Linked DNA regions of Homo sapiens: regions 2 and 3 are each linked to region 1. Evidence: chromatin loops called from intact Hi-C (ENCODE). Cell type or tissue: PC-3. All regions are shown on one strand.

The links. Hi-C counts contacts between places; a loop is a spot of excess contacts. Peaks named below come from ENCODE experiments on the same cell type or tissue, not always from the same donor. Only the 100,000 strongest peaks of a DNase experiment are listed, where the experiment ranks them.
Region 2: a loop joins it to region 1, with 2.4 times the contacts of the local background. A loop is called at or near these places in 4 of 110 quality-filtered maps.
Region 3: a loop joins it to region 1, with 6 times the contacts of the local background. A loop is called at or near these places in 5 of 110 quality-filtered maps.

Annotation. Positions count from the first base shown.
Region 1 is chr1:172,086,401-172,094,400 of GRCh38, forward strand. DNM3 (dynamin 3) reads left to right here. Exons shown (of 21, transcript NM_015569.5): 13 at 6,424-6,475. Among named protein-coding and RNA genes, the nearest start is that of MIR3120, 48 kb to the right of the region's middle. In PC-3, a CTCF peak has its summit at 3,997; a DNase peak (open chromatin) is centred at 4,001; H3K4me3 peaks cover 270 bases.
Region 2 is chr1:172,263,074-172,271,073 of GRCh38, forward strand. All of the region lies in intron 15 of DNM3 (dynamin 3), which reads left to right. Among named protein-coding and RNA genes, the nearest start is that of DNM3OS, 120 kb to the left of the region's middle. In PC-3, no CTCF peak of the experiment used is centred here; DNase peaks (open chromatin) are centred at 3,038 and 3,638; H3K4me3 peaks cover 411 bases; H3K27ac peaks cover 952 bases.
Region 3 is chr1:172,356,008-172,364,007 of GRCh38, forward strand. The region is part of intron 17 of DNM3 (dynamin 3); the gene reads left to right. Among named protein-coding and RNA genes, the nearest start is that of C1orf105, 61 kb to the right of the region's middle. RefSeq lists enhancers at 2,807-2,886, 4,367-4,993. In PC-3, no CTCF peak of the experiment used is centred here; DNase peaks (open chromatin) are centred at 824, 2,974, 3,854, 4,664 and 1 weaker place; H3K4me3 peaks cover 3,377 bases; H3K27ac peaks cover 5,105 bases.

The DNA.
Region 1 (8,000 bases):
AAAAGAACAGTCTAAAATTGCTTTACTCTGTAGCACCATTGCACAATAGAACTTTCTGAGATGATGGAACTATTGTATAATCTGTGCTGTTCAATACAGAAGCCACTAGCTGTATGTGGCTATTGAGCAGTTGAAATGTGGGTAGTGCAATGAAGGCAATAAATTTTTAATTTAATTCAATCTAATTAAAGTTTTAATCTGGCTACCAGCTACTGCATTGGACGGCAGAGCCCTACAGTATAGTGACTCCGGCTGATGGCTCTGGGACCTTCACTGTGGGTCCTACTTTATTGACAGCTTAGTGGTGACCTATGGTGGTAGCTACTGAGAGAAAGAGCAAGGAAGCCTCTTAATTGCTACTAAACAAGTCTAAAAGAGCTTCTTTACTCTATAGCACTGTTGCACAATAGAAGTTTCTGAGATGATGGAACTATCGTATAATCTGTGCTGTTCAGTACAGAAGCTACTACCTGTATGTGGCTGTTGAGCAGTTGAAATGTGGGTAGAGGTAGAGGCACACTCTGATATTTGCTATGGAATCTACATCTCAAAGGGACTCTCCATTTCCTTAATGCATCTGAGCCCTCTTTGAGTGGCCTTAGTCTGTGTTCCATTCTCTTTTTCATCTTCCTTTCACTTTTCGGCCCACTGCAATCTAGTTTCTACCACTCCACTCCACTGAGACTGCTTTTGTCCAGGACAAAACAGTTAATCCAATGGACAATTCTGAGCCTTTCATTTGACACCACCGTTAATCACTCCTTCTTGAAGAGATCTGTTCCTTTGCTTCAATAACCTTCCACTCTCTCCTGGTTTTCCTCTTTTCACTCTAGCCACTTCTCAGTCTTTAGGAGCTCTTCATCTTCTGATCATGGCTTAAGAACTATTCTTTAATCAATTTTCCACCCTAGACCCCCTTCTTTCTCACTCACTGCATTATTCCTAATGGATCTTACCCACTCCAATGGTTTTAGTTGCCAACTTTATCTGATGACTCCAAATCTAGATCTTCATTTCAAGACTTTTCACTGGACTATGTACCATATTCAGATGTCTATTGGACATCTCTACTTATATATCCTAGAGAAGCCTCAACCTTCTAGTCCCAAACTAAACTCCTCATCTGCTCTTATAATTTTTAACTTCTATGTTGTTCCCACTTTCTGTGGATGGCACCTCCCAGTCCTATTCTTTGCTCCTTGTTCCCCTCATATCTTTGTCTCCATCCATCTTTACCAAGTTCATGTGATTCTATCTCCATAATATTTTTTGAATTCATCTATTTCTTTCTATCATCATTGCCACTACTAAAGTTAGTCTTCTCTTACTTGAGTTACTACAACAGTCTCTCTGTACCCCTGTCATCCTCTTTCTCATTCCTTCTGAGATTCTCTGTTACTTTCAGAATAAAGTCTAAACTTATTAATGTAATTTCCAAGGCTCTCTATAATCTGTATCTTGTTTACCTCTTCAGCCTATTCTATTGTTACTATTCCTTTCTACTCTACTCCCTAAGTCCATGCTGCAGCCAGTCTGACCACTTTGGGATCCCTAACTGTACCATACTTTTGCTTTAACACATGCCTATGATATGCTTCTTCAAATTATTTAGGTTTCCTAGTACAGATGATCATTGATAGTCTGGTTGTAAATAACCCTGGCATCAAAACAGAATTCCATACGTATTTCTTAAGATACTACCATAAACCCTCTGCTAGGTAATGTCAGTGATGAGAGAGGTAGAAATACCAAGATTGATGCTCTTGACTATCAAGGAGCAGGCATTGTTGGAAACCCAACTTACAATCTTGTTTATAAAATACAGGCACAGACCAAGGCTTTGGGAGTGCATGAAAAGGAGAGATAACTGGAGGTTTCTAAAAAGGCATAATTCAGGCATGATGCTTGATTGGAGTTTTAAGACTGGACAGGACTCCAATAGTCAGAGACAGGGGGTCTGGGCTGACTGCTTCCTGTCTTCTCTGCTTGAGTCAATACTATGCATTTCAGGGAACTAATTTGTACTAAAACATTGCCTTGATCATGTCACTTGCTGGCACAGAAACATGGAATGTTTTCTGCTGCCTTCAGAGTAACAGCCAAATTCTCCATAACTGGCCCCAACGTACAGTTATTATACTAGATGGCTTTTAAGATCACTTACAAACCCCAGTCTATGATTGGATAATTCTACCATAATAGTTTTACTCTCCACAACTTCCCCATATGCCTCATCTTTCTACTTCCTGGCTTTGCTAATACCAGTCTATTCTCTTGGAACGTAGTCATTTGTTTTCCTTTATTAAAGTTTATCTTCTTTTCAAGTTTGCTACAAACAGTTCAGATCATATCATCTGAAATTATATTTCTTGTCCCTGAACATTCAGAGAAATTACAATGGTATAGGATTTATTTGATAAATGGTCACACATCATAGACAAGGATAGGACACTGTGCAAAAAAGTTTTGAGCCAAGAGATAACATTAGGGGTTCTCTGATTGTCTTCTAATGTACTCTTATTTTTATAGAAGTTTAAACTTCTTGTTATATACTTTTAGAATCATTATGTCTCAGCATACACCAATTTGGTTCTACGTTTTAGTGTTCTGGCAAAGCCTTCCACAGTGACTTGTGTGTAGTAGGAATTTATATGACAAACGACAAATGTGCGTGCACACACGCACACACATATGAGAAGATATGGGTAATTATATCCCACATTTAAAACAGAAGCACTTTGTTTTTGCTTTCTATTACATCCTCACATGTTTATTAATATGGATTTTATTTTTTATTTGTTATTTTTGTTTTGTGTATGCATATCATTACTTGTACCAGACAAATTGTAGGCTTTTGATAACAAGAACTATACCTTATTCATATTTTTATATGCTACGGAGTTCGTGCCCTATAGTTTTTGATTTATGTTAAACTAAAACACCATACATAGGTATGTTTTATAATATTTCAGAGTTAATTGGTTAAGTAACTATATCCAAGAACATGTCCAAGGGCTCAAGTTAACTTGCAAGTCCTTACAGGTTTTTTAAGGAACATATTTTTAAATAAATGTTTTGAAATACTCTCAGTTCAATTATTATGCAGAAGAATTATGAGAAAGAATGTATTCTAAGCAGGCAGCTTTTTTTGTTGTTGTTGCTTTTGAAGTAACTTCAAGTAGCTAAATACATCATTAGCAACAGAATGTTTAAGTTTATGGGGCCAATTGCTGCAAAAAGATTCTTTAGGTGGAAAATAGAGGCAACTTAGTGTTTTTTCTAACTCTAATATTTGAGATTGGCTTATAAAGTAAATCTACTTTTCCTTTGGCATATTCTTACAAGTGGTAGATCCTAAATATGCATTATTTCACAGATGGAAACTGTCAATGGACATTGTCTTTATCTAGTGTAGCTTATAAGCTTCTGAGAGTAATTTTGCATCTCAAGGAATATTGGACCTAAAAGGAACCTAAGAAACAACTTGTTTAGTCCTCTAGCCCTCCTCTCTGTCTCTGTTTCTGTCTGTCTCCTTTATGACACACATATACACATTTTATAGCTGAGCGACTGAAGTCCATTTTGATCAAACTTTTCACCTAAGGTAGCAAAGGAGTCATTAACGATCTTTGCGGCTTTTGCTTTACATTCAACTTCTTTTCCCTTAAGTGATTTGAAGGGGACTGATACATAATTTTAGGGTCTACAATAATTTGTTCAAAGGAAGCACCTGTGGGTCTATCACAGGTTTTCACCACTAGTCAGTGTTTCAGTGAAAACATTACTCCTAAAACACAATTATGGTGCTTGGAAGAGATAAACATAACCTATGAAGGTGTCATGATCTCATTATAATAGTAGTTTTCTCATGCATTCCTGGAAGAGCAGGAAGCCTGGAGGGTGCTGGAAAAGTGACATTTAATGTGGAAAAAGAAAGTAAGGAGGAGATCCGAAGCCCTTAGGAGAGTGCTACTCAAGACGCTGTGTGCGCCAGGGCATGAGGGCAGCCAGAGGGCGGTGTGGGCACATTGGATCCTGGTTACCTCTTTCACAGCCTCACCTACAAGACCTGAATAATGTAGATTTAGATTGTTCAGAGAAATGGTTAAAGAGGAAATAATTTCATCGTAATTAAGAGGATTAACCATTTAACAGAAAGCTGGAAAAATAAAAAACAAGGAAGGAAGAAGTTGAAATTAGCAAATTTTAAATTGGAAAAAAATATATACACAAAATATTTTTAGCAACCAAATACAGTATGGCCTTTCACCACCCACCCCCTGCCCACCTTCAGTTGAATGCAGTGTTTTTTCATGAGTTTGAGTGAAGGAAAGCAGCTTAAATGTATCAGAGGAGTTTATTAAAAACTTATTTTGATCAGCTGTTCTAAGTGTGGTGTTGATTTCTAACTTGTTACTGCAGCACAACATCCCATCACTTTAAACAGTTGACTGAGAGCTTTAGTCTCCCTTTTCTCTATTTTAGACCATTTCATTGATCTCCAAAACAGCTTCCATAAACTATTAAACAATCTGTAAGAATACTGAGTATTGCTGATCTTCCCAGAATAACCAAAATGAGTTGTGTTTCTTATATTGATACGTGTTTATTCATGGATCCACCAAAAGAAAGCCTTTGTCCTTTTGAGGGATAGAGTAACCTAGTGATGAAACGTGTGGGCTCTGTTGTTAAGTTGTTGGAGTCCTTTCTGGCTTTTAACCCTCTGTGCTTATGTCTAAAATGAGGGTTATAATGGCATCAACTTCATTGGGCTTTTCATCGAACAGATATTTCATGAAACCAACCATGTGCCATGTCCTTTGCAGGCCCTGGGGATATAGCAGTGAACAAAACAGACGCAAACCCCTGCTCATTAGGAGCTTACAGTCTAATGGAAAAGGGCAGACAAACACAAAAAATAAATACACCGTGTAGTGTATCGGAAGGTGAGAAATGCCAGACAGAAAAATCAAACAGGGTAAAGGGGATGATAGTCTTGGAGGAAGGGAGGGATGCGGTTATAAATAGGGTGGTCAGAGTAGTCCTAACTGAAAAGAAGGATTTGAATGAAGACTTGAAAGAGATGTTGGGAACCATGCAGATGAAAGCGGGAAGTACATCCTAGGGAGCTAGCTTGCCTGAAGGCTCTAAATGGGAGTGTATTGGGTGGGTTTGAAAAAGAGCAGATGCCAGTGTGGCTGGAACTCTTCAGGGAACAAGGTGAAGGGTAGGAGGAGATGAGTCAAAGAGGCAGTAGTGGGGGTTGCTTGAGTAGGGCCTTGTAGACCCTTGTATGGACTTTGGTTTTTACCATTAAATGGAATGGTGTTGATGCAGTACACGGTTTCGAGCAGAAGAGTTAACATAGTCCTTCTGAAAGTATCACTCTGGTGTCTGTTAAGAATAGACTTCAGGGAGACAAGTGTGGAAGCAGAGACCAGAGAATAAATGATTACAGTAATCCAGATGAGGGATGGCAGTGTCTTGGACCAAGGTGGGACCAATGGAAGTGATGAAAAGATGGTTAAATGTTAAATTTATTATAAGAAAGTAGTCGACAGCATTTTCTGATGGTCGGATATGGGTTGTGAGAGAAAGAGGAGACAAAGATTTTGGCCAAGGAACTTGAATGTATGGTATAGAATTGCCATTAGTTAAGAGGAGGAAGGAAGACTGTGGGTGGAACAGATTTTAGGGGGGATTTCAGGAGTTTAGTTTTGAAATATTAAGAATGATATGCCCATTAAATACCCAAGTGATGAGGTTAAGTTGTTAAAAACATCAATAAGTCCAGAGTTGGGACTCATACATATTTGGATCTACATGGCAGATCCAAACCAGAGATGCATTAAAGGAGTTGTCAGAATATATTGGAATTCAAAGCAGTGAGACTGGACAATATCACAAAGAGTTTGTGATGCGGAGCCATGCTACTTGGTACTACCACTTATTAGCTGAGTGATTTTGGGAAAGTCACTTAGCTTCTCTCCTCATCTATGAAACAAGAAGAATAATCGTAACTGCTTCATGGGGTTGCTGTGAGAATAAAAATGATTAATATCGATAAAGCACTTAGAACATGGCATATACTCAATAATCATTAACTTAATTTCCATTACAACTCTCCTCTGTACCTGTGAGACACTGCAAATATGTCAACTCGTATGTTATTAATGTTACAATGCAGCTTTTCTTTAAGTGGTGTTATTATATTTTTGGTTTATATGCTACTAGGAGTTATGTGCTATTAGGAGTCCCATTGAGTTGGTTTTGCTTCCAGAATTAAACTGACCTGGAATTTTGGTATTAGGTCTGTCTCCATTGATTTTTTTTTTAAAGCCTGTATAAATTTTAGTATTTGTTACTTGTTTAGGAAAAAATTATATGTGTCTCTTCAGTGCTGCTTTCCTTTGCTTTTCTCAGTGCTCAGCAGAGGAGCAGTCAGGTTCACAAGAAAACCACAGTTGGAAATCAGGTAGGAATTGCATAAGAGAATCAGTGTATGCATGTCCCAAAGAATTTGAACTAAATCGCTTGATTGACTATTTTTTTAATGCAAATTAATCACGTGCAAATTTTGCTTGAAATGCAGCTTTCATTTTGATTTGTTTTTGCTTTTAAAATTTTTGGAGTGAATTGCATTTCTTTTTGGCTATTTTGTGCAGTTAACCATATTGATTTATTTTAAATAACCTTTCTGCTACTTGCTCTGCATTTCAAATTTGACTCCTCATGTCCTATTTTGCTTGCTTACGTTACCCCTAAGTTTAATTTAACATTGAGTTTGTGAGTCAGTTGAAGGTTAAAATGTGGTGAGTAGTTGCATGAGCTTTCTGGGGTTGCTAACTAGTTCACACATTTGCACAGCTTGGTATCAGTGAAGGGACAGCTCATGAAGAACGCAGTTGTTGGATGTAATCTCTGCCACACTAAATTCTTGTTGGTTAATGAAGATGTTAATTCCTAAGAAGATCTGATCTTTTGAGTTTTTGTGTTTTGGGCTGACCAGCTGTCTCTGACTAATAGCGCTCTGCAGAGATTGTATTAACTCAACAGTTTGCTGTGTCTTTTATGTTTTATGTGATAATGAATATTTGCATTGTTATTTCTTTTCAAGTCAAAACAATGATGGTGTTATAGTTTTTAAAAAACTTTCAGAGGTACAATTATTGAACAAATTGAAACCTCTGCTCTAGATTTTTTTCCCATTGTTTTGAAAGGAGAAGAGGTAATAACAGACTTTATTTTAAAAACTTTTTTTCTGAACTAAAGCATATAATTCTTTGCTATTTCAGGGAACCAATCTTCCGCCTTCAAGGCAAATTGTACGAGCTAAGTTCTGTAAGCTTTACTGTTGCTTTTTCATTTAGCTTCCCAAGGGCACAGTTTGTCTTTAACTGATTAACTCAACTAGCGCTTGCTACTAATTTTTTTTAAACTTAGGTTGTCTTGTCCGTAACACCCTATCATTGAAATAAAAATCCTCTTAAGAGGGTTCATCCCTTCACTGCTAATAACTTGCTGTGATTGAAAGGTATGAACTAGTAAACTCTAAAATGCTGTAATAATAAACCCTTAACACTGTGGGTGCTTTGATATTTCTCTAATTTTAATGGTCCTTAAAATAATTAAAATCATTAATGATCTTCATCTCTGTCCTTTTATGCTATGTTGTTATGAGGTGTAAGCCTTTCTCTTCCCCTTGTATGGTAATATTTCCAATAAATGTAGATGATGCTTCTAAAAGGTGGGTAAATATTGAGTATCTGATTTTGCTGTGTTTGTTGATAAGCCTACCCAATACCAATTATTTGCATTTATTTAAAAAAACAGAAAAGCAAAGTTATAGTGATGGACATTTTATATGGCTATAGAGTTAAATCTTTGAAAACCAGATACTATGTCTTCTTTTATGGAAGTGTAAAAACATTGTCATAAGCATTTAGAAAAAAAATTAAACTCTAATTTCTACCACGGATAAAGCAGGCTTATTCTTCCAA
Region 2 (8,000 bases), 180 kb after region 1:
CTTCCTGCAGTTTTGGCTGAAATGAAGTGGCCTTTCATTATCAATAGATTGTAGAAACAAAAAACTATGTTCCTGATTTCTTCTAGGGGTGAGGACTGTGATAATAGTGAACTTAGAAGGTCAACCTTTGATTCAGTGTGTATACACACATGAAAGTTTTACAAACTGATTAGAGAGAAATAGCAATAATTTATTCTCTCAACAAGTATTTATTCTGTTATCCATTCCAAAGTATCAAAGTAACAAAGTATCTGTTATCCATTCCAAAGTATCCGTTCCAAAGTATCAATTGGAATGAAATTCCAATTTATTCTGTTATGCATTCCAAAGTATCAATGAAATGTATTATCTATCCTGAATGTCAGTATTGGTACTGTGTATTATTCTGTTCTCATGCTGCTAATAAAGACATATCTGAGACTGGATAATTTATAAAGAAAAAGAGATTTCATGGACTCATAGTTCCACATGGCTGGGGAGGCCTCACAATCATGGCAGAAGGCAAAAGACACATCTTACATGGTGGCAGGCAAGAGAGTATGTGCAGGGGAACTTCCCTTTATAAAATCATCAGATCTTGTGAGACTTATTCACTATCATGAGAACAGCATGGGAAAAATCAGCCTCCATGATTAAATTACCTCCCACTAGGTCCCTCCCATGACATGTGGGATTTATGGGAGCTACAATTCAAGATGAGATTTGGGTGGGGACACAGCCAAACCATATCATACTCCAATTAAAATATAAGATGTTTTCTTGTTTTGAGAACATTTGCAATCACTAGTGTGAGTGTCATACATTTATTTTTCATTGAACTTAAAACAGAAGGACTATGTTAGAAAAGAAGAAAATGAAGTTTAGTTGTGAGATTATTATACATGAAATTAATGAGTTATAGTGTGTAAGGTAACATCTAACTAGATTACAGGATAGGGTATTCCACTGCAGTTCTGAAGTGTCAGAATAGCAGACAGCATAGTATTTAGCCACAGCAAAAGAGTTAGCATCATAGAAGGTGACTTTCATTAGGTCATGGCATGAATTGATGTAGAGGACATAGAAAAGACTACTTCAAATGGGAAATAGTATTAGTCAAAGCCAATAGCAAGAAATGTTATTTAATCTGTTGCTAGTCTCTTCTGATGAGAAGAAGCTAATTTCAAAGGCAAGATGAGCCCTAGTGACAAAAATAAAAACATTCCTTTTTGTTTCCATAGAATTTATTGAACTGGACTTACCCATGTCAGTTTATGTATTTTAATCCTCTGTGTTGTGGTAAAATCATGCATCTTTCAAAAGCCCATATGCTTAGCATGATTCTATCAACTATTCTTAAATTACATTCTTTTCACCACTTATATTGATTCTGAGGTTATGTTCCTAATTTGTTTTCTCTTCTGAGACAAGACCTTATAAGAAAATAAGTGTTCTCATTCCTTGCCTTTAGATGAGGTTACGCTTGATTAATTTAGAATAGATTTTCTAAATGCCTCCATTACTTTGTAATTTTTATCCCTGTCCTCCACATCAGTGTTTTGGATCAATTTGTTTATCCATTCAGCAGACCTATATGAGATGCATTGACTTGGAGCTAAGAGTTTCTGTTTGAACACCAATGCAAGTTTAAAATATCATGGCTTTCCGGGGGTTTCCAGAACCTTATAGATAATCTCGTCGGTCTTTCTTACCTCACAGGTTAAGGAGCTATATCTATAACAGTTAAATGCCTTCCTAATGTCACAAAAACAGTTAATGAGAGAACCAGAACTACAACCCAGGTCTAATATCTCCTAACTCAAGGCTGTTTCTGATACTGTAGTTTAGAGATTAACTATGGAATAGGAATTCTGCCTAAGACTTTAACTGGAATTGCTCCTAAAAGATCAGCAATGAAGAGATTTTTAACTTATTGTGTAGGGATTTCAGTTTACTGTAAGATCATACAAATTTCCATGGAATGCTTTTAGTCTCATTTTTTAAAGCCCTGCATGGAACTGACCATTGCTCCTGCTACAGTTCCTGACAAACTTTTAGTCATGGCTATTTGTATGGCAACATTATTCCTAAGAGCTCATTCAGTTGCTATTTCAGCTTTCCACTATATAAACTTTAAAAGAGTTACTCTGTAGTCCCCCATCATCAGGTGTGTGGGAATTAATACATTTAACATCCTTTAAAAAAAAAAAGGCTTCGGTGTCCTGGTGAATTAATATAATCTTTACAAGCCAGGTGACCAGATTTTTGAGCCATTTTAAACAGTGTTTCAGTGCTAAGATTTATAAATGAAAGGATTTGTTGCTAGTTGCAGTGACTTCAGCACTTGAGGAGAGCGAATTTCACACTCAGACTGGTTTAGCCTACATAAACTCCCGGTAAGAATACCCATTCCTGAGCCTTCCTCTGGCTCTTTTAAAGATGGCATCATAGATATCTGGGGAGACTAACATTGTGATACTCTGTTCTCACATTAATTGCTTCACCTAATTATAAACTGAAAGTTAAATTTTAGTTAACAGACTCCTAAAGTTCACTGTGGCATGGTCTAAACTAAGGATTCAAATGCTCCTCCAGGTTTTTGTTCTATTTGATTTTGTTAGAAATGCCATGTTTTCTCTGATAGAAGTATGTCTAGATAATGGCCTCACTGTGCTTCTCTCGGCTCTCCCCAGGCAGGCGTTCAGTTTTAAGGTCATGCTAAGGCCCATTTGGTTCAAGGTATGTCAGCTTTGGTAGCCAACAGAGAACTGTTTCTGTCCAGGGGGTTGTAGGGCAGCCACATGGTATTTTCTGAGCACTCCTTGGGGTTGTAGAGCCTTGTTTTCTTTTAAAATAAGGCATTCTTTCTACTTTGTAGCTTCAATTCAGGATATGGTTTATCAATATTACCAAGTGTTCCAATTCACCTCCTCCCCCTTTTCCTATAGAAAGTGATTTTAGGATGTTTCACTACTCCACTTAGTTCCCAGCATATTGCTGACACTCAATAAATGTCAAATAATGCCGCAATATAGTTAGTGTGTGCTCTTTAGGCATTCTGAAAGAATGACTCTTTATTTGCATTGTTGAGTAGTGGTATATTTTTCCACTTGTTAGCTGGAAAGAAATTAGAGTCAGGTTGTTCATTTATATACCTCTATGGCTACATTTCTATACTAAGACATGCTCAGAGTTTAAATTTGTTTGAAAAAGTGTTTAAATGAATATTCTGGGTGGTATACAATGCTTTGTCTAAAAGATCATGTCTCAATTGGATATGGTTGAGTGTCGGATCTACATTAAAAAAGGAACAATTACTCTTCCATAAATAGGGATGGCAGAGACTCATATGTATCAGAATTTCAGTAAGGTAAAAAGCATGTAATATTCTGGACTCGGGAATGAAATACTGTGTAAGGAACACAATTCAATTAAGCTTGTTTATGCAACATAAACAAGACACCAGGATAAATTATTTTATTTCATTTTTATCCCACTTTTGTCAAAACAATGTTTAAGACATTACTTCTTGCCTCACAAAATGCTAAGTGAGAATTGCTTGTCTTCTAAATACCCTGATTCAGGAAGGTTTTTATTTGTCAGATGATTCAGTCAGTAATCAGTCCCAACCCAAGTAGAGAAATGAAATGTATGTTATCCTATCCACCCACACCCCCCTTGGAGTGTAGGTGGGTCATCTTTCCAGTAGAGGTGTGTGTAATACCCTCTATGAGTATCTGGTGGAGGGAAAAAATAAATCAGTTTGAGAGTAGAAACACTTTATCATTCTCAATTGACCTAGAGTTCATTGTACTGTTTCTGTAACTTTACGTGTGATATAAAAATTTGGTTTTCCCCATGCTTTATCCTTAGTCAGAAAAAAAATCCCACTAGATATGAGACCAATTGACACCTGATATATTGTTGTCCAGAGGCAAACACAAGTGAACTGGTGGCACTCAGGCATGAGTAGTGTTACTAGGGGGATCACCTGAACAATGAGTTTAAGAAATGGAGTGTGTTAAGTGAACATTTTAATACCTTATTCTTCCTTCTGGTTTTAACACAATGATAAGTTAAATAATTAAAATGTAACAATTCTATAACTTCTCTACTGTGAGACTGCTTTCCATGAGGGAGAGGCTGTTTTTCTTATTCATTGCTGTATCCCCAGGGCCTAACACAGTGCCTGGCATTTTTGTGAGCTCAATAGCATGAGGGAATGAATGCATGGATGCAAAACTTTCCCCCTCTGTTATATGGAGAAGATAGAAATAATGCCAATTGCTAATATAAGGCATTCTTAAAGTAAGTAAGCTCTAGAAGCCTAGAACTTCAAATGCAAGTGGGATGAAAATGGAAATACAGATTCAGACTCTCAGAGGAAATAGTTTGAGGACAAAAGGAAATATTTCATTTAGAAAGTAATAACCTCGGTAATATACAGACTGTATAAATGAGTGCTGTTTGAACTAAATAGAATTCTATGACATTGTCCTTTAAGAAAAAAAAAAGCATAGATGTTTTATTGTAAATTGTCTTAACATCATTCTCATAATCTTAACGTTTATTATTCAAAAATGCTTTGTAGATAGCTACACTAAGCATTCTAAATCTTTATTTCTTGGTTCTAGCAAAGTATTGACAAATTTCAGGTTTTCTTTTTTTTTTATTTTTAGAGATGGAGTCTCACTCTGTCACCCAGGCTGGAGTGCAGTGGCAAGATCTCTGCTCACTGCAAGCTCCGCCTCCCGGGTTCACACCATTCTCCTGCCTCAGCCTCCCAAGTAGCTGGGACTACAGGCACCCGCCACCAAGCCCAGCTAATTTTTTGTATTTTTAGTAGAGACGGGGTTTCACCACGTTAGCCAGGATGGTCTCGATCTCCTGACCTCGTGATTCACCCACCTTGGTCTCCCAAAGTGCTGGGATTACAGGTATGAGCCACGGCACCTGGCCAGGTTTTCTATTAGTTTTAAAAGTTAAGCAGGAGGAGAGCCAGAAGACAATTTCAATTCTCTGTTCATAAGTTTTCACTTCTTTTTTCTGCTAGAACTATTAAGTTCACAGGGCTCAGACAGAGACTTGAGGACTCTTACAGTTATTGATTGTGACTGCACAAGATGAGGGTAATGTTTATTTGTCATTATAAATCTGGAAAGATAAACCCTGTGCTTTCCCTGTTAAGGGGCTGGATAGGAATACGTGTTCAGCAAGTCAGTAAAAAAAAAAAAAAAAAATTGTATATTTTGAAAGTTGATTCCAAGTCCAAATCTTGGAAACAGAGATCTCTGTTTTTGCGTTTGTTCTTTTCCTTTGTTCTAGTCCCTCATTGCAAAGATATTTGTTGTCATATGGTTCTGATCCTGCTTGTTACAAGTTTCCCAATTCTCAATACTGCATCTTTTTCCTTTAAGAGTGTCCCTCTAGTTGTGAAATAGCATCATTAGGAAATCCTAGGTACACCAGAGAGGAGGGGGAAAATATTTTTAAAGGGAGCCTGGAGAGGGATGGATTGGAGAACCAAAATTCTCGGCCCATTTGGTTTATTTGATTCACCAACCACACCCAGACAGAAATCAAATATAATTTGGTAATATTTTTATGAACTAAGTCTGTGACAATTGAATTCACAGCTAAGATATATTCTCATGAAAGACAACATAATTTCTTGAGTATGAAATGCCTGTGACTTAAAGCAAGCAATTTAAATTCTTTATTGTTTTTCAAATGAAACTCTGAAATGAAATAGGAGTATGACGTCCTACTTGGATGATTGTTTCTGCCTTTTTTGAGGGAGAAAAATAGCAAGTTAGTGCTTTTCAACGTTTTTAAATGTCATTAAAAGATTTTGGAGGAATTCTTCATGCTTAAAACACCTGTGTGAAGTCTAGATTCATTTTTCTAGGGGAATCAGGCATCGTACTTTTCAGGAGCCTTTGCGTATTTCAAACAAATAGATTGATAGGATAGAATCAGCAACTTCAGTTGCTTTCTTCCCAAGGATTCAGTTTCTCTCTTCCCAAGGATTTAAACTGGAGTTGTAACCGAAGCCATTAGTAGTGCCAGCAAGGATTTTGGTCAAAGTGTTTGAGGCATTCATGTTCAGGTTTCTGTCCAAAGACTGTGTTGATGAATGAGCCCAACACGGCTATGTAAAGTTCAAGAACAAAAAGAAATTATGTCCTTCACAGCAAGTTTACTTTTCTTCTAGGATTTCAGAGCAAACACATTGCCCTCTCTCCACCTATTTTCCGGAACAAGTATTTGCTTTCCCCACTACCCTCGTCAGACAAACACTGCAGCTTGGGACAGAAGTGTGCCTCCATTTGGAAACCATAGAACAACCCCAGCTGCTATTCATTAATGATAGGGGACCCAATCGCTAGTTGTAAACATGCTACAGAAAAAATATGATCAATTCTAAGAGACATGCTTTAAATGAGACACTGTAGTGGTAAGCTGTAAGAGAACTGATAGATCACTATTCTACCTTAAAAGAGATTGATACAAATGATTGCTAGGCTTTGTTAAAAAAACTAGCTTTTCTTTTTGAAAGCTATTAGTCACTCTGAAGAACTGGATTCAAGATATTATCTGTCTTGTTTCAGGCTTTTATTTCAAAGAATAAGTTTATATTTTGGTTACTTATGTTAAGGATGGAATTAAAGTGAGTTGTGTGCTGCAGCTTCCTTTTAGCCAGTGTGGTGGTGATTTTGTGAATTTGTGATAGCGTGGGGCCCCCAGGCTGAAGCCAGTAGTGAGACAGCAAGTGTTCAGGTATTTCAGTCAGCAACCTAGGGAGCAGAGCTCTTCAGAAATGAATAAGCAGGATTGCGAAAATATCCCTAGCTGGGCCCAGCCTGAAGGAAATGTTTAAATACCAATATCTCTTTGGCCGTCTTAGAGGCCTCCCAAGAACAAAAATAAAGGAAACTAAGGGCATGTTTTATTGACTATTGGAATAATCAGGTTTTTAGCAATAACATGTAGAATATAGTAAGAAAAAAACTTACGTCAAATAGTAGAATAAACATAAAAAGTCCAAAGAGGATTATTCTTCAAGTCTATTGCTGTTTCAATTCAGTTAGAGTTGAATAATGGCATCTCTGGCAGCCATAAGTGTTTTCTATTATTAGCAGTGTTACCATATACTATCCTGACATTACTAAAGTAATAACACCTTGCCTAGGAGTTCTTGAATTTGAAAAAAAAAAAAAAGCCTTTAAGCCAAACAGCACTTGTAACTATAATGCTAAATGAAGATAATTGAGCTACTTCAATCATGCACTCAAGATATTAATAATAAACCTGTCTTTTAAAAATAACAATTTACAAATAAGAATCTTTGTGTGACTTAACATTGCATGTCTAATATATTTTCAGTTTTCTTTAGTTGACTTATGGTGACACCAACTTACCCATAAAGAATGTCTTTAGTACCTATACCTGCTGAAAAAAAATACTGTGAAGGTTTGAATTATATTCCTTACACATAAATTATATTATTCTGCTTCAACTTGCTGCATTCAAAGGGAAACTATTTACTGGCATGTGTAATTAATTTTAATTAACACACAGCCTCAGCAAAGGGAACCGACATGGTACAAGCCTTGGTAGAAAATGTTAGTCACACTCTGCAGCTAACTCTGAGCAGATGCATAGTTTCATGAAGAAAATATTTGCAACGTCTAACTGTAGCGAGTTTTTCTCCTTTCTTTCTTTTTCTAATTTTGAAACTGCCTGTGTTTATTTCTTAGAATCTGAAAAAAAAAAGTACTGTGGGTATAAAGGAACAGTTTCAAAAAATGCAGTTGCAGAGAGTAGTTTTGACTATTCAAACAAGTAACTGCCTTTGCTCTCAGTGTGTGTTAAATCCACACCTCACTGAAATCTTTTATAGGTAAGAGTATGAGTGATATGTGTTATACTACCAGATATTAGCCTAAACTCTTTTTAATATTATAAAATGATTTTGCTTCAGAAAATAAATAAGTTGCTCTATCATCACTGTACTAAGG
Region 3 (8,000 bases), 270 kb after region 1:
TTCTTAAGAGCAAAAGTGGAAACCAGAAATAATGGAATCATCTTCAAAGTACAGAGGGAAACACTGCCAAGCTACAGCTGAATACCTAGTTAAAGGATTATTTTAAAGTGAGGCCTAATAAAGACACTTTCAGGCAGCAAAAACAGTTTGCCATCAAAGATAAAAGGAACGAAACGAAAAAATGTACTTTAGGAAGAAGGAAAATGATCCAGAAGGAACATGGACAAAGAAGTGGGTAAACATTTAGGTAAATCTAAGCCAATATTAAAACAACAAGAATAATAGTAATGTATGGTGATTAAAAGCCATCTGAACAGTTTTATTTTCTCACAAATACTAAACAGCACTTAATTTAATTACATTGCCATGTAGAAGTTTTAACCATATTTTGTTCATTTTTGACTTATAAAACAATCAGGAAAAAACAGTAAACATTGTTATATAAGATTTACTTATTTTAATCCAAGTTACACTTTGCTAAACATACTGAAAATTTGACGGGGTTTTAAATTTGTAATGAAAGAGCCATAGACTCCTCAGAATTTTTTTTTTAATTGTGTTGATCTTGCACATTCTATTATGATTCCAGGTCATTACCTAAGCAAGGATTTCCAATTTAGGCTGAGCTGGGAAAGACATTATTATATTAAAGTTTATGGTTATGAAAACTGTACCCCCACAACACTGGAAGTACAGGACCTTTGTTTCTCTCCACCCACATGCTGGTGACTTTTTACCACTAGGAGAGTTATGTACTCACTGTGACTCACAGAAAAAGATAAGGTTACTTTATACTATCTCTCAATAAATGGAGCCAAGGATCCTTGGAGAAATTCCAGGACTGGGGCAGAGAAAGTACAAGATGAGCCTGGAATGTCTCATGATGCTAGAAAGTAAGGAAGTGCTCAAAACCTTATGGGGATATATGTGAAAAAGATACAAGAGGCAAATTACAGGAGGCTCCCAATGACTAAATCTGGGACAATTTCAGAAATAAAATAATGACAGTAATGGATTATAATCCATAGAATAAAATAAGAATCCATACTTACATAAATAAACAGTTGAATGAGTAATTATATGAAGGAGAAGGGAAAGCTGTTCCTCATAATTAATTAATTTAGAAGAGAAGATCAAAATTTAAAAATCACCATTTGCAAAACATCACAGTAATAGTTTCTCTTAAGAATCATCAATGGATGTTAAAATGAGTAGGTAAAAGTATGATGAGAAACAGGATATTCACATAGCCTCAAATATCACCCGCAAGATACTTATTAATTTCAAAGGAGAAAAAATAGAAACTTTACAGTGGAGAAACCTGGAAGACACCATCTTAACCAAATGATCAAAGTTAACATCACTAGTAATGAGACAGATCGACATCACATGTCTCCTGATGTAATGCACTGAGAAAGACACACCATTTATGTGGCGTGTTTTTGCTAAAAATGCACAACCTGAAATTAATAACGAGGAAACATCAAATTGAAGGACACTGTACAAAATAACTGGTCAATACTGTACAAAATTATTAGGGTCATAAAAGATGAAAAAAGACTGAGGTATTGCTCCAAATTAAAGGAGACTAAAGAGGCATAACTAAATGTAATACATGATTGAGGATTAGATCCTGGGTCATAGTATTACAATGTCAATTTCCTTATCTTGATCATTGTTGTGTAGTTTTGTAAGATACTAACATTCGAAGAATCTGGGTGAAGGATGTACAGGAATTCTTTGTATTAATTTTCAACCTTTTAATAAGACAAATTATTTCAAGATGAAAATTATTTTACAAATCAAAGATAGTGTTAATGATAGCTTCCTTAGACCTCTCCATCCTCCCATATTCTAAGAAAGGCCATTTATATGTTACCTCCAGTTCTGTCCACAGACATCAATGCATGGCTTCAGGAAAAGTGGGCCAAGTGCAATGCTGAACAGGAAGGAAACAGTTTGAGTCTGAAGCACAAGGTTCCTACTGTGCTGAATCAGTGTGGTAGAGGCTATTAAAATGCCATCTTTTCCTACCTCCCACTCCTCTCCTTCTTCTGCCTTCATACCCTACATCCCAGACCGCTTTTAATCCTATTGGGAGGGTATACAGAGAGAAATAAAGAAAAAATAATAATGAATGGCTGTGTTCTTTGGCACATGAATAGCAGTTTCCCTTTCGGGACTTCAAGAATAAAAAATGAGAGGCTTTAAATCTTGCTAACTTGTGCAAGAATGTGCGCGTGTGTATATGTGTGTGTGCGTAGGTAAAAATGTAAATGACCACTATGGAAAGAACAATGCTAGCTTTTAAAATCTACTAAAGTAAAAGAAATAATTATTCCTGAATAAGGTATGTCAAACACCAGTGGGAAGAAAGAAGAGCGGGTTATTTTGTTTAGAGCTGGATGAATTAGGAAAATCCCTTTTTACAGCTAACTCAGAGATGAGCTGTTGTTGCCAAGATGTGGTTTATCAAACATCTAGGCTATCTCACAGGATGTGAGTTGGTTTAGCTTTGTAAAATAGCTCTATTTTTATTTTAGCCAAATCTCTACAAGACTCTCAGTCAGCTCCCTCCCCCACCAGAATGAAACAGCAACAACAGCAGTGAAACCTGACTGAAACAGCAGAGTAAATGTTGGCCAGAAGCCTGCTGTGATCCAGCCTGGCTTTTAGAAGGAGTCTCTCTCAGTTTGATTCATTGCTTCTCACAAGCCAGCTCCAGACTGCTTTTCTTGAGATAAAATAAGTTGTAGAAGTATAAAGGGAATGTTGCCACTGGTAATTCTTTTTACTTAAGATAATAAAAAGCACATAAAATTTCCATGCTCATATTTGACTCCTTTCCGGGTCTCCCTTCCTGATTCTAACACACTGTGGAAATGGTGCAAGGAAAAAAAAGCCACAGACAGAGTAGTCGGTATGATTTCAGACCACATGACTCATTACTTGTGCTTCTTTCTGGAGCAGTCTGTTTTCTGTGAGCTGGCTTCACTCTGGTTAATCACTTAGCATGGTGAGATTTCACCTGGTTGCCCCTCTGGTGGCTCAGACGGGGCCTGGGGCATCACTGAATTTATACTGAAAATCAGATGGGCATCTGAACAACTCCCACAAAACACACACACACACACACACACACACACACACACACATTTAATCAGCATCAAGTAGTGCAGTTTCCTTTCTAAGTGATGGGAGCTGCTGGCTGTTGTTTTTGGCTTGAGGCCGCATAGACCAGCCAGCCGTTGTGTAAGCATGGTCTGTCTGAATTGCTTTGGGGCTGTCTTCTTAGAAATCTTCTTGCTGTTCATTATTTTGCCAGCAAGCCATAACTATTACTTTTTTTTTAGATTCCTCAATCTATGTTTTCTCTACTGTAAGATAGTAAAATGTAGAGAATCAGGGAGCCCTATAAATCTTGAAGATTTTTTTTGTCTTAATTTCTTTAATTTGAGATTGGCATTTAAAACCATTGTAGAACTTGTGAACTTGCTAAGTTTAAACTACAATTTGGAGTAGGGAGTAATAACCAAACTGTTCTTCTCATGTTGTTTTAAAAGCTTCTGGTGTATATGCCTTTTTATTTTTTACTCATCATACAGTCTATTCAGAAAAATAAAAAAAAAAAAACCTTAAGTAGCTCTTGGCAGAAGGTCAAAACCAGCATTTCAGGGAAGGTATTTAAAAGTCTTTTAAGTGTGGGCTATTTGTATAAGCAATATCTGCACGTTTCTTATGACTGGGAAGGACTATTTTCACAGTCTTTCATGGAAATATTTCTAGACAATTTTCTGCGGCTCTTTTCCCTGAGCTCATTTATTTGCTTTTGCTTCAGAACACAGCATTTTAATGAGCAGTTTTATGAGCCTAACCTGCGTTCTGCAAGCTCCACATGACTGGATTCCTGTTGCACATAACCTTTGCCCTATTTTCCATTAAAACACAAGACTTTCCTATAATCAACTGTATACTATGACCTTGGAGGAAAAAAATGCAACAGATAGTTTAGTCTACTATTTAGTCTACTTTAGCACACTAAAATTGATTTTTTTAAAAAAATTAGTTGTTTCCTTATAATTTTTAAAAGTGTACATATTAGTATTTTCATCACAAATTTATTTTGTAAGATGCCTAATTCAATATTACCATATCCCTCTGGGTAAATAACTCATTTAGCTATCTTTATAATCCACTGAGGGATGTACAAAGGTAAGATGAACCCCAAATCAATTTGGAATTATGAACATTCAAAACAAAATAAAATGCAAAGTTTTCTATCTCCACTTGGTCTTACATATAATAATAGGTGTCAGGAAGTTCCTTCTTATAGCAAAGCTAAATCATCATCTGATGCATTTTGACTCCTCTTTGTGCTTTAATTCAAATGTAAAACAACTATTTTTCACTTTATAGATAGTATCCTACTATTTTTATATAGAATAACTTTCTCTTGTATACCCTGAGACATCCAAATTTGTTTACTTTTACTTCCAGTATTTTAATCCGTTTTCTTAATATCTGCTAAATATTCAAGCTCTCCCTTTCATTTGAGCAGTAGAGCCTCAGGCAAAATGCAGAGCCCCTGCAAGGGTCTAACAAGTGCTAAGAACAATGGAGCTATTGTTGTGTAACACACCCAGCTCCCCTCTGGATCATGCATTCCAGCCATGTTTGCCTTTTAAAACTACACTATGGATTTAAGGTAGTCTGCGGTTGCTTGTAACACCTTTGCTCTTTTTCTGCCCTGCTTACTTTAGCCAATCTGTCCTCATCTTATAATTCTGTTTACATTTTCTTCTTAGGACAAGGAAGGCACTCTTTAAAACAGAGTGCAGTAAGTTTAGGGCAAATGAAAGGAAATCTACTTCACATAGCAGGTTATAAACTTGTGGAACTCATTAGTCCCAAAAGGTGGGACTGGCAGGAAATGTAAATGAATTCAGAAATCTTTTAGCCAGATTTATGAATGAGAGCCACAAATGGCTACTAAGAAAACTGGGGCTATACCTGACTTTTACAACAGAAGTCAGAGAACAGCTTTGAGCTCCCGCACAGGATGACTCTTGAGACTTATTGGGGTGGCTGACCTTGGGTCTGGCCCACTATGGGATTTCCTGAGCATCCTGTGTCCCTTCTGCACTTGTTCTCGTTTCACTGGGTCTCAGAAAGAACCAGTAAGGCTTATGTGGGAGGGGCAACTTTCTTTTTAAAGTAGAGACTAGAAGAAAGCTTCGTAACTTCTCCTTTCCCGTTCAACCATTTGCCTACCTTAGTGCCAATTATGACGGTCAGGGAATGGTGATGTCTGTCTAGTAGAAACTAGCTGAGATCACATTTGAATGTTAAAACATAGATACTTTCTTTTACGCTAAGTCAGACACTTCTTTTTCCTGGGAATTTTCAGGCCTGAGACCATAAATAGCATTTTTATTTCATCCTGTACTCTATCCTCAGTAGAACCTTCAATCACTTAACTCCCCTGCTTTTCCCAGACTTATATCTCTTTACTGCAGGGTTCTCAAACTGGAGTACTTAAAAAATGCAAATGCTCCTGGCTTCACCCCAGACCAATTAAATCATAATATTTGAGGGTGGAGCCCAGGTATCAATAGTCTTTAAAGCCATCCCAGGTAATTCTCCCAGCAGCCAAGTTGAGAGTCTTGACCTGACAAGTAGTGTTAGGTTCTCTCCTTACCCTGAGCTCCCTGTTTGGCATCTCAGTGTTGTCTGTGACATCATTCTGCAATAGCCACCTCTCTATGTTAAATGTTTATTAGTGATTATGGTGAAGCTTTCTACACAAGTCATCAGTGCTAGGTCTTTATGCTTTTTCTGTCCTTCCAACCGTGAACGCTTAGTAAAAGAAAACTTGCTGCAAAATCTGGACCATTGCAAATACCCAACACTTATAAGACCCTGCCCTCCTTTCACTCACCTCTTTGTTGACTAGCCAATCACCTGCTCCAAAAATGATCTTCCATCACATCTGTCCCTCACTTTTCCTGTAGGCAAGAATGTCACCTCTTAAGAGAATACAGAAGCCAACCAGAAGAAGCTGCCCAATACCTTTATCTTTACCTCAGCTGAGCATTCTTCCACCATTCTCTTCTTATTCTTCCTTTAAATTGTTAAAAAGAAAAATTCCACTTTCACTTATTAAATATGATTGAGTACCAACTGTGTGTAATACATTAAAATACAGGGGAGAAGACCTATTAGAAAGCAATTAACAATAATACATGAAAAGAATATAAAGCCTTAACGATAAGAAATGTTTAATAAGCTATGAGTGTCTAGGAAAGAGGGATCATTTGGGCCAGGTCTTGAATAATGAAAAGATTTTAGCAATCAAATATCAGGCAAAAGGGCATTCAGATTCAAAGGGGCAACATGGCTAAAGGCACCAGGTCGTGATGTGCATGGTTTGATTTGGGAATAGCAAAAGGTCTGGTATAACTGGAATATGGCATGAAAGGTGAATTTTTCGAGTATTTCTCCTGTACAGCATACTGAATCTCATTTGTTTGTTGTTATTTCTAGTGTCTTTAGTCTTTTGCCTTCTGGCTTCTTTTTAAACTTCATATATACACATGTCTTCCCTGGCCTAAAAGAAACATCTTTGACCCAACCCTGGTATCTTGATAAACACCGTGCCATTCCCTTCATTTTTCTGCCAAACTTTCACAGTATGACTTATACTTTCTTTCAGCCCCCTTTCCACATTCTGCACCTCACCCTCCTAATCCAGCTTCTGGCCCCCCTTTAATCCTATCCACAAACCCCCATCCCCACAGAAAAGCTCTGTTAAAGATTCTTCCATCATTCAGACAAAGCCATTGCCAGCCCTCATTCTATTTAACCTCTTAGCAATATCTGGCACTGTTAATGACTGCCTTTTTCTTGAAAGCTTTTTTATCTAAAGTAGCCTGGGATGATGCATGATCTTTGAACCCTCCTCACCTTTTTTTTAACTCCTTATGGTCTCCTTTGCTGGCACTTCTTCCACCTCCTTAACTGTGAATATTCATCCCCAAATACTTTCCTCCCTCTCTTTCTTGTTTCATTCCATTATTTATTCTTCCATTCTGAAAGCATTTACTGAGTACTCACACTAGGCCAGGCACTTTGCTAAACACAAAGACAAATTTGTTTTTTTCTGTACACTCATTGCTTTTAAGAATGTTTTCTATTCTTATGGCTCCAGCTTCCAATTTTGTATGAAAGATTTCTAAATCTACATTTTCTGTTGTGGCTTCTGAATGCTCATTCTGTGATTCCAGTTGCCACCAGATATGTCCTTTGCATCTACAAAATTTACTAAAAAATAAACTCATTTTTTCCATAAAAACCGATTTCTCTGCCTCAGTTTATTTGCCCCAATCTATGAAGTCACCATATCAGTCTTCAAGACTGGACATCTGAGCATATTATTTTACTCTTAATAGATTTTGTATCCAATCTGTCACAATTTTCCAATAATTTCTTCTTGAGAATGCCTTTATGATCTACTGGTTACCTCTCCATTTTTATAGAAACCCACTTGATTCAGACTTCACACATAGTTTCTTACTAAAGACAATAATTGATCTCCCTGCTTCCAGTCTCACTCTCCTTAAATAAATTCAGCCTGCAGTTGCCATACTAATCTTCCTAAACCACTGCTTGAGCACATCCTTTCTGGTGACCTTTCAAGCCCACCACATGTCATCTCATCTCCTTAGCCTAACCCAAGTTCTCCACAATCTGACCACTCATTTTGCAATTCAGCCATATACTCTTCTTCTCAATATATTTGTTACCATGTCCTCCCCAGTATTTTCCCTAACACATCAAACTAATTTCCACCTCCATTCCCTTTGTTTCCCTCACCTAGATGCCTTCTAAAGGTCTGCATGCCCCAGTACAACCAGGCCAAGTCTCACTCACTTTCTTTCCATAGCCTTGCCTGGCTCCTGAAACCTCTAGAAAACTCTTCTCTCTTGAAAGGCTAATTACAC